Regions from separate parts of the Mus musculus genome. Here all the other regions are linked to region 1. Evidence: chromatin loops called from intact Hi-C (ENCODE). Cell type or tissue: left cerebral cortex. All regions are shown on one strand.

Region 1 (4,000 bases):
TCTAATTTTATTTACAATAAACAACAGATTAAAACTCAGCCAAGGGCTGAGAGAGGGTTCAATGGTCAAGAGAGCATACAGCTTTGCCAAATGACCTGAGTTTAGTTCCATTACCTGGGCGGTTCCTCCATGCACACCTGCACACACCCACAGACATATACATAATTAAAAATAATACAAATAAGATATATAAAGCCTGCTCAGTAATTCTGAAGAGTGGAAAGAGGCCAGAAGAACAAAAAGATCAGAACTGCTGATTTAGAGCAATGTGCACATTAGCTTCTCACACATTAGCAGGGGAAGCCAGGTTCTATTAACAGGGAATAATTCACACCCGCGGTTCTAAAATAGCAAAGCTCTGTGGAAACAACTATGCTGTTGATTAAGTGTTAGATTCTAGTCAGTGCATTAGCACCAAGCTCTGCAAAAAGACCCAGGGGAGGAGAGGGAGGGGGAGACAGGAAGGACAAAATGGCCATTTTGAAAACCACTCAACCAGTCCTTCCTGCAGTATCAGCGGAGTTATAACCTGTAAGCTGTCATCACTATACCAAGACTAACCTCTAGCACTCACCTTCTGCCAGATTCTCCTACAAGGGTTAACAGCCAGCAAATCTAGACAGTCAGGACCATTAAAAATTATGTTTTGCAGGACCAGAGAAATGGCTCAGTGGGGAAGAGCATTGGCTGGAGCCCTGTGTGGTGGTGTAACACCTTTAATCCCAGCCCTCTGGGGGCAAAGGCAGGTGGATCTTCATGAGCCTAGTCTACAGAGCTAATTCCAGGACAGCCAAGAGAACAATATAAAAGCCTGTCTTTAAAAAAACAGCCAGGCAGTGGTGGTGCCTTTAATCCCAGCACACAGCAGATTAGTTCAGGAGATATGGCAAGACTATCTAAGAAAACAAACAAACAAACAAGCAGACCACCACAGTGAATCTGAAGTGAACCTGGGCTACATTGAGACCCTGTCTCAAAAAACAGCAAATATCATCAAAAATATTAAAATACTTATTTTGTGGTTAACCTACCTCTCTTCCCACCAACCCCGCCAGCCCATGCTCCACTTTGGTGTGCTGGGTCACTCAACTCAGGGTTTTGTGAGTTAGGCAAGTACTCCATCACTGAGCTGCAGCCCCTGATCATTCCCACACCTCTTATTAAATCAAATAGTAGATGTTTTCTGAGAGGAGGTCATCTTTTCAAGAAAGATTCCTTTGTGTAGCCCTAGAACTCACTCTGTAGACCAGGCCAGCCTCAGACTCACAGAGATCCACTTGCCTTTGCCTCTCAAGTGGTGGGATTAAATGTGTGTGTGCCACCTACACCCAGCTCAAAGAAGTCATTTTAAAGAAGATATACAAAGAACCTTGAACTGAGAGTTTCAGACAGGTATCTGTTGTCATATGGGCTCTGGAAATTGAAATTGTGTCCTCTGGATGAGCAGCCAGTGTTCTTTTTTTTTTTTTTTTTTTTTTTTAAAGATTTATTTATTTATTATATGTAAGTACACTGTAGCTGTCTTCAGACACTCCAGAAGAGGGCGTCAGATCTTGTTACAGATGGTTGTGAGCCACCATGTGGTTGCTGGGATTTGAACTTCAGACCTTTGGAAGAGCAGTCGGGTGCTCTTACCCAATGAGCCATCTCACCAGCCCGCAGCCAGTGTTCTTAACTGACATTCCATCACTCCAAACTCAAACTAACTTTTTCTTAAGAATGGGTTGTGCTTGTAGAATTTTATCCAGTAGTTAGTAACTGCATCAACAGCATAACGTTTTAGAGACAGGATCTCATGGAATTAGACTGGGCTGGCCTAAAATGTATGACCCTCTTGCCTCACCCTCCTGCGTGTTACGATTACAAGTGTGTGCCATCCCAACCACCCAGCTGACTTGTTTTTATATTAAGTAATATTACTTTGATATTAATATATATTTGGAAGTAAGTTAACAAGTAAAGATATGGTTGGGCCATGTATAGTGCTGCATGGCATACTGATCTGAGTGTGAGCTCAGCCTGGGCTCAGTGTTGTGAGACTGTACTCTAAAATAAGAGCTGTGGGTATAGCTGAGAAGTAGCATGCTTGCCTAGTCTAAGTAAGGCCTGGATTCAATCCCAGTATGGGGGAAAGGCACTGTTAAAGTAGGTATGGTTTTGCTTTAGAAAATATGCTCATTTGGTTCAAGAAAATGTGCAGCACAAGAAAAGCCAGTCTTCGCCCACAGCACAACTCTGAGTACCATCCATAAGACTACCTGTAGCTCTTCATTTCTTCCCTCACAAGCAAACCTGTATTGGTGCTGGGTAGGGTGTGGCTCTGATGCTTTGAGCAGGGAGTCTGGGTGTGAAACTGAAGGTCCTGTTCCTTAATTGGTTCTTGATCCATCAATAAAGATGCTAATGACCAATGACTAGGCAGAAGAGGAGGGGCTTTCAGGTTCCCACAGGCAGGCTAGATAGAAGACTAGAAGATGCAGGAGGAGAATGGATTTGCCCTGCTTCAGAGAGAGAGAGAGCCACCAGCCATGAGAGATCTCAGGTGGAGTGGCCATTGGCTGCTTTCTCGCCTGGGCCTGGGGTAGCAGACAGGAAATTAGAAACACAAACTAAGCTGAGGGCAGATTTAGGGTGCTGAGCAAGGAGAAGGTAACCAGGCAACTAAGCTGAGGGCAGATTCAGAGGTGTTGAGCTGGCACTGGAGGTAAGGACACCAGGCTTAGAAGTGCCCAGCCATTGAGCTAAAAAGCATATTAAAAATGTGTGTGTGTGTGTGTGTGTGTGTGTGTGTGTGTTTCATCTGGGGTGGCTCCGGGGCTGTGGCTGTAGTGCAGTGTGCCCGGAGCTTAAAGTTGGGTAGCAGAAGCTACAGTGCTGTTCTGTCAAAAGGAAAAGAGTCACTTACTAGGAAACAGTTGTTTGCTGGGGACCTTTATACTTTTGTGTGAGTGTATTTTGTTGTTGTTGATGTTTGTTTGTTTGTTTGTTTGTTTTAAGCAAGGTCTTATTGTGTCCCAGGCTGCCCTCAAACTCAGGTCAATTCTCCACTGAGGGGCTTCCAGAACGCTGGGATTGTGAGCCTGAGTCATTAGACACAAATCCCACTTCCTTCTGACAGCAAACCTTCTATCCCACAGGGCTGTTTTATAGATAAGTGCTAACTAATTCTTCTTTTAAACAAAGATACTACATGGAAGCAGAGGCAAGGGCAGGAGCCTTCTCAATGGACCTCAAAGGCTGCAGCAAAAGGTCCAGCTGAGATTCTGTTACTATGGCAGCCGTGGGTCTTGAGGCAATGAACAGTCTTACAGTTTATGTGCAAACTGTTGGCTCTGAAATCCAGCCACTCGACTTCAGCAATCCAGTGGCATGTCAGCTACAATACTCAAGAATCACAAGAAGACAGAGCACCAGGCCCCCTGTACCCAGGCATACAGTGCTTGGTAAAATGTTCTGCATAACAGCTCTGACAAAGCTAAAGACTGGAGAAGGAAGAGAGGGAGGGAAGTGTGGGGCGGGGGGAGGAAGATGTTCACTGTGTTCATCTAGGAAAAACCACTTCAATGCGCTGTGCCACCCCCACCAAGTGACCACACAATCTTTAGAACAGAAGACATCACACCTTAAGTGAGCCGAGAAGCCACTTTCCACAGTTAACCTGAATGCTCATCTGGGACCTATGCAGAAAGAAGAACAAAGGCTGGGAGCATTGTGACCCACACAAAGGGCTGCAGCCCAGCCTGATGATGCAATGTTGTAATTTCAGCATTTATCAGGCTGAGGCAGGAGGACTTCCTCACATTTGAGACTAGCCCGAACTACACAGTGAGTTACTGGTTGGCTTGGGCTAAAGAGAGAGATGCTGTCTCACAAAACGAAACAAAACAAAACAAAACATCAAACAAATCAACAAAGCACCACGCCCACAAGCATCACTCTATCACTTAAAGCACCTGTTTGCCAGAAGATAAAGCTTTTATTTAATAATTAACCCTAAAAT
Region 2 (4,000 bases), 71 kb before region 1:
TCTGAGCATCAAATGCTTGTCAAGTGTTGTGTTGCACTAGGACACTGCCATGGAAGGAGTCCCCTCCTCTGAGAATTCACACTTGGGCTGTGGGAGGTGGGTGTGACCTGCAATCACACCTGTCTGTGGTGACAAGAACTCAAGGAGGGCAATGAAGGTGGCAGGGGTAAAGGGTTGTTTCACACAAGGTGTGTGGAACTTCTTGAAGGAGGAGGCATGTGAGTAAGGTGTGCATCTTTTGCTAAGGCTCGTGATGCCAATCAATCAATCAATCGATACCAGTGAAAGCTGATATAAACAGTGCAGGCAAGTGAGCAGCTTGGGAATGGAAGAGTAGACTAAGGGCCAAGGTGCCGCAGGAGGGGACTCTTGGCAAGCTGGTACCAGCTCTAGCTACCGGCTTCTGGCTTCTTGGAGGGTTAAGGTGTATCCTGGACCTGGGCTCTCATAGTGGCTGTGAGTGGGAGCACCAAGTCGGAGTGGCTGGGGAGGTGAAAAGAACCAGGCACAGTTCTTGTGTCCAGAACTGATCTCTGATGTGCTCCCCTGAGCCCCTCCAGCCAGAACCTCTTAGGACAGAATGAGACCCTGGGGGAAAAAAAATCACAAATGACACAAAAGCCTAATGTTAACCTGCAACGACTGTGTGAGAGAACACTGACCCTTATGGCCTGATGGAGGGCTGTGAACGGGGAAGACTGTGGTCTCAACACGGTCTGAGCAGATCATTTTGGGAGATACAGTAGTTGAGGGCATGACCCAAGGTTGCATGACAAGATATCAGTCTTTCTAATACCAACAATTTATCAGTGTTCTGATACTTTAAAATCCACATTAAACAAAAGAGACAGCTATCCATCAACCAGAGAGGGTAGGTTAAACGCACTGTGGTATATTCATAAGTAGAATATTATTCGGCAACCAAGAAGGCACAAGCCAGTCATATGCCCATGTGGATGGCAGTTTCTAAACTATTTTGCTGAATGAAAGAAGGCAGAACTAACATAGAATGAAGAGGTCTATCTAAGTCAGTATAGAAAACAGAGTAGGGGCTGCCTCCTGGGGACCTCTGAGTACGCTCTGAGGAGATAGTGACATTCCTTATCTTGACGGAGCTCTTCATTAGCCCAAACCTATTCATGGTACATTTAGTACCTGCATGTTTCACACATGGAAAAATCTACCTCAGTGTAAAATCTCCCTAAACAGACGAAAATGAAACAGCTCACAAGGATGAACGGCGTGACAGTAGTATTCTGAAAGACCCCCAGGGGGGTATCATGATCTTAACCCACTAAGCTACCATTTTCGTAAGTTCCCTGCTACCTAGGGAACTGGGTACAGTTAAGTTGCTGTGATCACTCAGACAACAGTCACCTTTCCTCATTTATTACATAGCTCTGGAAGTCTTGATGTTCCCAGACTATCGTGTCTGCCACTATAATCTGTTTCAAATCCCTCTTGGAATTTGGCAGGGTTTAATAATAAAATTATGGAAAAGCCCCTTAGCCTCTAATCTCTCCCCTAGAAAAGCGATTAACTTTAGAGCCACGACTTGTGACCATCTCTCCTGCCAGAGCGGGTGTCCCTCCTCACCTCGGAGGTCTTGGCTCTCCTGGGAGAAGAAGAAGCTGACGCTTCAACCAACAGTGAGTATAAGAGCACACAGAAGGAGTGGGGCCAGAGAGGACCGGGGCCCTTGCTGGGCAGGTCTGACCACCTTCAGTCCATCCCTGGAGCTACAGAAAAGCAAGAGAGAACCGGCCTGGCAAAATCATCCTCCGACCTCTACCCTTGCACATGTGCCCACACAGATCACATGCACACGTGATGATAATGCCAACAATGACCACAGAAAGGAAGGAAGGGAGGAAATTAATAAATAATGAAGTGTGTCCAGGGAACAAGGAAAGCAAGCAGCTGTGAAGAAAGAGGCTGAGGCTGGAGTGGAAAGCTCCTTAGGGCAGTAGCAGGAGGGGGCAAAGCTGACCATGAGGAGTGCCCTGGAGTTGTCCAGGCCACTCATCTTTCCACAGCCAGCACCAGCATCAGCATCTTAAAACACTTAGCATTTTTTAGACTAGCATTTCAAGGTACTGAGAGCTGCAGACTGGGGTTGAGGCCTCAATCCTTCCATTGCTGAACCACACTGCTTGCTGCAGACCACGGCTGAGGACAAGCCCGCACATCAGTAGCTTTATCCGCACATGACCCTGTCCACTGCAGTGAGCATAGCAGAGCGCCCGGCTGGCCCGAGATGTGGTGGGCTAGCCAACAGCAGAGTCAGAGGCCACTACCAGAGTAGTGAGGACGGCTTAGGAAGATGGGATCCCACAGGCTGTGCACAGCAGGGCAGAGGCCAGGCCCATCTCACCACTAAGGCCTTCCATAACGGGAACTAAACTGAACCACGAAGAAAAACCACCAGAGGGAGATGGTATACCACAGAGGACGTGCAGGGGTCAGCAAAGGGTGCTTGGTTACCGTACCTGCCACCTGCCGCCAGAGGCTGGGAGCAGAGACTGTCTCCCTGCAGCAGCCCCGCCCAGCCTCTCATGAAGAGCTGTGTGCATCCCTTGTGTTGACTTCCTCCCAAATGCCAGGGCCCAGTGGTCTGGTAACACTCCTCCACCCCTCTTCTGGAGCCTTAGCCCTGACATTTCCTACCAAAACATCCGCCCATCCTGAAGTGGCCTCTTCTTTAATCCCCACTTGGCCTTCAGTGAAGCTGCCTGGGAAGAGACTACGCAATCTTAAGGTTTTGGCAGGGCCCTGGCATTCCCTGCCCAGCCATGGTGGCAGAGAGAACAGGTAAGAGCTCCACACCCTCAGCAGGTGGCTGGGCTGGGCCAAAGAGGGGAGGGGGAGGGGGAGGGGGAGAATGAGCAAGGTAGCATAAGGGGACAGAGGGTCACATGAAGCCTGCAGTCCTGTGACAGAATCTGCTAGCAGCCACACAATCCCATCTTCAAATACACAATGGCAATGGGGCCAGGAGGTGTCCAGGGGAAAGCTGTGTGGGTGCAGGGTTGACCTGCCTGGTAAAGTGGGTTCAAGGTTTGCGACCAGTTCCTGCAAGGAGGAGGCCGAGAAGGACAAAGTACAGTAATGGGAGGAGGCACGGCATGGGCTTTGGGGAGTGAGGTGAGGGCCTGGACACAGTTTCTCCCATCCCCTGTGCCTGTCCTACGAGGCTGCAGCTGGATACCGGGTCAGCTGTAAGCCCTGCTTCAGATCTCTGGCTCCCTGGCCAACTCTCTCAAGCACAGAGTGAACCCCAGGGTCATCCAGGTTCAATCAAGTGCCTACTGATTTCCACTGGCTGCTGCTAGATTAAGCAAAACTAGACCGACTCTGCTGCCCAGCCCTGGGCAAGCTGCCTGGCCTCTGTGAACCCAGGACAGCTATCTGCAGAGACGACAGAGACCCTGGGTTTGCTCTCTAGCATAGCAAAAGAGAAGACAGTACGTAGGTAGGTAGGTAGGTAGGTAGGTCGTACTTGGAAAGCCACAGGGAGCTGTCAACAGCTCTCTGGGGTGCAGCCCTGAAATCTGTGTGACCACACAGGACATTGGCCATTTTACCACACTGAATATTGTCAGGCTTGGTACCTACCCTGCCTTACCTCTGTGGGTCACATGACTATGGCCACTTGTGTCCTCCCTCAGGCCCAGCACATAGGACATATTTACACAGGGCAGCATCTGTGCTACTTAAAAGGGCCCATCGTCCGAGAAGGGGCACGGTAGAGGCTAGAAGAGCCACCCAGTTTCACAGAAAAGCAGCAGTGGGCAAAGCCATACTGCAGTGGGGCTGCTCTGCTCTGGACTTGCTCGTCACCTTACTGAAACAGGGCAGCCAACCTCTCGTCACTTGTGAACGTGGGTCTGGCATGGCAACAGTCATTTTCAAGTGCAAACTTCAAGCTAGGTCAGACTGCCTGATAGGCCTGTGGCACTGGCCAGCCATGCCCAGAAGGAAGGCGGACGTCAGAGGAAGC
Region 3 (4,000 bases), 130 kb before region 1:
ATTTTAAAAAAATTTATGTGTAGGGGGTGTGTGGACTGCAAGTAAGTCTGTGCCCCTTTTGCATGCAGTACCCTTGCACGTCAGAAGAGGGCGCCAGAGCCCCTGGAACTGAAGTTACAGATGGTTGTAAGCTGACATGTGGGCACCAAGAACCTGACCCTGGGTCCTCTTTAAGAGCAATTGAGGCAGGAAGCCATTCTGAGTTCTACGACAGAGATCCTGTCTGAAAAACAAAGCAAACAAAATAAAACCTATCATGATTCAGCAGTGGAAAGATCCGACGAGCTCAGCGCCACCTTAAGCTACCAACACTTCCCCCACAAAAAGGGAGGGCACCTGGAGCCACATACACAGTCAGCCATGCAAGCCCCGAGTCCCGCCTTACCGTAGTCTTGAGTAGTTTTGCTCCAGAGACTCGCAGCCATGGTGGTTGAAGTTTTGAAGGAAGTAGCCTGAGACCTGCAGGAAACTTACCAGGGAAATCTTAAGCTCCAGGCTGGAGAAGGGAGGGAGGGAACAGAAACCCAGGCAGGCAAAGAGAAACAAAGTAGGTTTCAACATGGTCGGGGGTTTGAGTCTGAGAGACCAGGGTCCTTGAGTTCTCACAAACTAATTGCTGTACACTGACGGCAGAGGAGGGAGGTGGGACCTTGCCCAAGACCAGGCCCTTCAGCTGTATTCTCTTTAAAAGAATGGCCAGCGGAAGGCTCTCTGCCACCCACAAAACACAGCTAGCTCCACCTCCTGCAGTACTTGTACAGGAGCCGCTGTTGTAACATCGTACCCTGGGTGAACGCAGGCGCTTCCTGGATAAGGCTTGACTGCTGGGTTTATATATTTTCAGCTGGTAGAAAGCAAGGTCACCTGAGTGGGGATGAGAGCGAGGCCTGATTAACATGGGCTGACTGGAAACAGGCAGGCCAGTCACAGCAGCCCCTAATTGGCTTGTTTGGTTTTTGTTTTGTTTTGTTTTGTTTTGTTTTTGAGACGGGATCTCTCTCTAGCCCTGGCTGTCCTGGAACTTACTATTTAGACCAGGCTGATCTCGAACATACAAAATTCCACCTGCCTCTCAAGTGCTGGGATTACAGGTGTGCACATGGTAGCCGGTATTTTTTTCCCTAGTTGTTATGTATATTTGGATGAATTTGGGAATATGAGTCTGTTTTTTCTTTTCCTTGAGTTTTTTTTCTGGTTTGAGACAGGTTCATGTTGTAACTCCAGCCTACATACCCCAGGCTGGCCTTGACTTCAGAATAGGGCACCACGTCTCCTGGAACCAGAATTACAGACAGTTGTGAGTCCCCATGTGGGTGCTCAGGTCTGGTGGAAGGGCACAGTGCTCTGAGCCATCTCTCCAGCCCCAGATTACCCTTGAACTCAGGGTAATCTGGGCTCAACTAAACCCCACTCCCCTCACCCTTCTCAGCCTCTGTAGTGCTGGGATTCCATACATGAGACACCACAACCACCCCAACTCTGCCTTCCAAGTGTAAGTTTTGTAATAGTTAAGTACAGAGCAAGTGTATTTGATGAGAAGTTATCAGGTAAATAGAGATAGATGTGTTAGAGATACAACTTATACTCAGGGTCAAAGAACTCTCTTGCAAACTATCAAATTCATAATTTCAAAATAAAATTCAAATGGTTTAATGTTGAAATGATGATATTAGAGTATATTGGAGTAAATACATTTTTAAAATTAGGTCGCCTATTTATTTTTTTTTTTCCTTTTGGTTTTTTCCAGACAGGGTTTCTCTGTGTAGCCCTGGCTGTCTTGGAACTCACTTTGTAGACCAGGCTGGCCTCGAACTCAGAAATCCACCTGCCTCTGCCTCCCCAGTGCTGGGATTAAAGGCATTCACCACCACCGCCCTGCAGGTCACCTATTTTTTGATAAAGTACAGAACTGGGTTAGAAAATGACTGCAGTTTTAATACTGACCACCAGGTGGCAACCCTATCTCAGAACTGCTATGTTCAGCCTCCGCCAGAAGGACCTTGCCTGGAGAGAAATGGACCTAGGTTTGTGTTTGCTGTTCTGGTTTTATATTAATTACACCTTACACCTGGCCTGGTTGTGATCTTTGAGGTGCCTTATTTCAAGTCTTGCTTCTTCTCTGCTTGGCCTTTCACCTTTTGTTTTACTTTTCACAAATTCCACCCCAAACCAAGGCTGTTTCATGTCCTGAGTGACTAAGTTGTCCTGGCAGCCTTCGCCTCAACGCCATACCATCAAAACATCTAATATTCTACAGGGAAGAGAAAAAGTATTGTGAAGAACTTTGAGAAATGCAGAAAGGATCCCAGCCATGCTTACCAGCAGGCTGGGCTAGTATAACTCTGGCTGCCTCACCCAGAACGACCCAGAGACAATGGAGAGGAAGCCGATTTGAACCAGGAGCTGTGGTCAGGGCTGTGGCCAGTGGCTGAGGCTGAGGCTGGGCTGTGGGAAGATCAAATGGGAAGGAAAGGGCCTGAACCTGCTGTTTCTCCTCACTCTGACACCTTGGGTAGGAGGTGCCGGCCCCAGGCCCACCTCAAACAGCTTCTTCGTCCTCAGAATACGGGGGTCAGGTGCAAGTGAGGAGCCAGGGACAATGGGAAGGACACCCCCTGATTCCCATCCTGTTCCTCCAAGTCTCCTCTGGATGTCATGAAAAGACGAAGTGTTTCCCTGGTGCTCGGGCCTGTGGGGCTCTTCCACGGGCTCACCCACCACTTCCATCTGCCTGATTCTGAGACTTGGATCCCTTCCCTCTGCTCTAGTAGAGTTATAATGAGAAAATACTTGAAAAGAAAGCCCACTCATTGGGATTACAGATTCTGTTAGAAATAGGAACATTGGTGGACGTGGGCAAGATTCAAAACAGGCAAAAATAAGCCTAGTAAACAAAAGATATTAGTGATCAAGTAATAAAAGCCATTAAAGAATCCAGTAGGGTGCTGGGAAGTGGTGGCGCACGCCTTTAATCCCAGCACTTGGGAGGCAGAGGCAGAAGGATTTCTGAGTGCGAGGCCACCCTGGTCTACAGAGTGAGTTCCAGGACAGCCAGGGCTATACAGAGAAACTCTGTCTTAAAAAAACAAAAGACAAAACAAACAAACAAACAAACAAGATCCAGATCGGAGAGAGGTGTGTGCCTTCCTTCCTCAAAGGTCCAGACTAGAATGGAGAAGCAGAAAATCTCTCACAGGTGTGCCCTGCCCTCCATTTCTACATTGTAGTTCATTCCAGATGTAGCCAAGTTGACAACCAAGAATAGCCATAATACTCTGTCCCAAACAGAAACAAAACAAAACAAAAAATCCAGGTGTCAAAACTAGAGTTATTGTCAGGGGAATGGTAGGTAGGTAGCACATGCCTATAATCCCAGCACTCAGGAGGCTGAAGCAGGAGGATTGCCATTACTCTGAGTACAGAATGGACTCCATAGTGAGTGTAGGGCCAGCCTAAGTTACAGAGTAAAATTCTGTCTCAAAACAGACAAACAACAAAAACAGTCTGTTGTGATTGCAGTAACAATAATAGGTGACCGCTCATAATAAAATCAGTGCTTCAGAGAAATTAGTGAGTTGGGTCAGGGTAAGGAATGCTCTTAGAAACAAGAGAGAGAGAGAGAGAAAATAAGACAAGTGATGTGTAAGATCAGATGCCAGCACTCAGATAACTGCAGGCCAAGTAGCCCGAGTATAAAGTTAAAGAGATATAAATCTCCATTTGAAGAAATAATGGAGGTACATTCCTCAGATTTCAGAAAAGATTCAGTTTACCCAGAGGTAAAACAGGTGGCTGGCGTCCTGTAAACCTGTAGTTCCAGTTTTCAGGGGCTGAGACAGAGTGACCCTGGGAGGCTGAGACCAGCCTGGGCAACCCAGCGAGATCCGATATCAAAAACAAAAACAAAACAAAATAAAACAACCCCGCCCAACACACATTTGAGATGGCAAATGCTCCGAGATCTCTCTCTCTCTCTCTCTCTCTCTCTCTCTCTCTCTCT

What was found. Peaks named below come from ENCODE experiments on the same cell type or tissue, not always from the same donor. Only the 100,000 strongest peaks of a DNase experiment are listed, where the experiment ranks them.
Region 2: it touches region 1 in a loop (2.3-fold over the local background); 5 of 42 quality-filtered maps call a loop at or near these places.
Region 3: a loop joins it to region 1, with 5 times the contacts of the local background. A loop is called at or near these places in 14 of 42 quality-filtered maps.

Annotation. Positions count from the first base shown.
Region 1 is chr8:111,808,755-111,812,754 of GRCm38, forward strand. The region is part of intron 5 of Cfdp1 (craniofacial development protein 1); the gene reads right to left. Among named protein-coding and RNA genes, the nearest start is that of Cfdp1, 44 kb to the right of the region's middle. In left cerebral cortex, no CTCF peak of the experiment used is centred here; a DNase peak (open chromatin) is centred at 2,120.
Region 2 is chr8:111,737,274-111,741,273 of GRCm38, forward strand. The region is part of intron 1 of Bcar1 (breast cancer anti-estrogen resistance 1); the gene reads right to left. Among named protein-coding and RNA genes, the nearest start is that of Gm51589, 2.4 kb to the right of the region's middle. In left cerebral cortex, a CTCF peak has its summit at 2,416 (motif pointing right); no DNase peak of the experiment used is centred here; H3K27ac peaks cover 243 bases.
Region 3 is chr8:111,676,330-111,680,329 of GRCm38, forward strand. No RefSeq gene overlaps it. Among named protein-coding and RNA genes, the nearest start is that of Mir7076, 11 kb to the right of the region's middle. In left cerebral cortex, CTCF peaks have their summits at 77 (motif pointing right) and 1,949 (motif pointing right); DNase peaks (open chromatin) are centred at 1,955 and 2,734.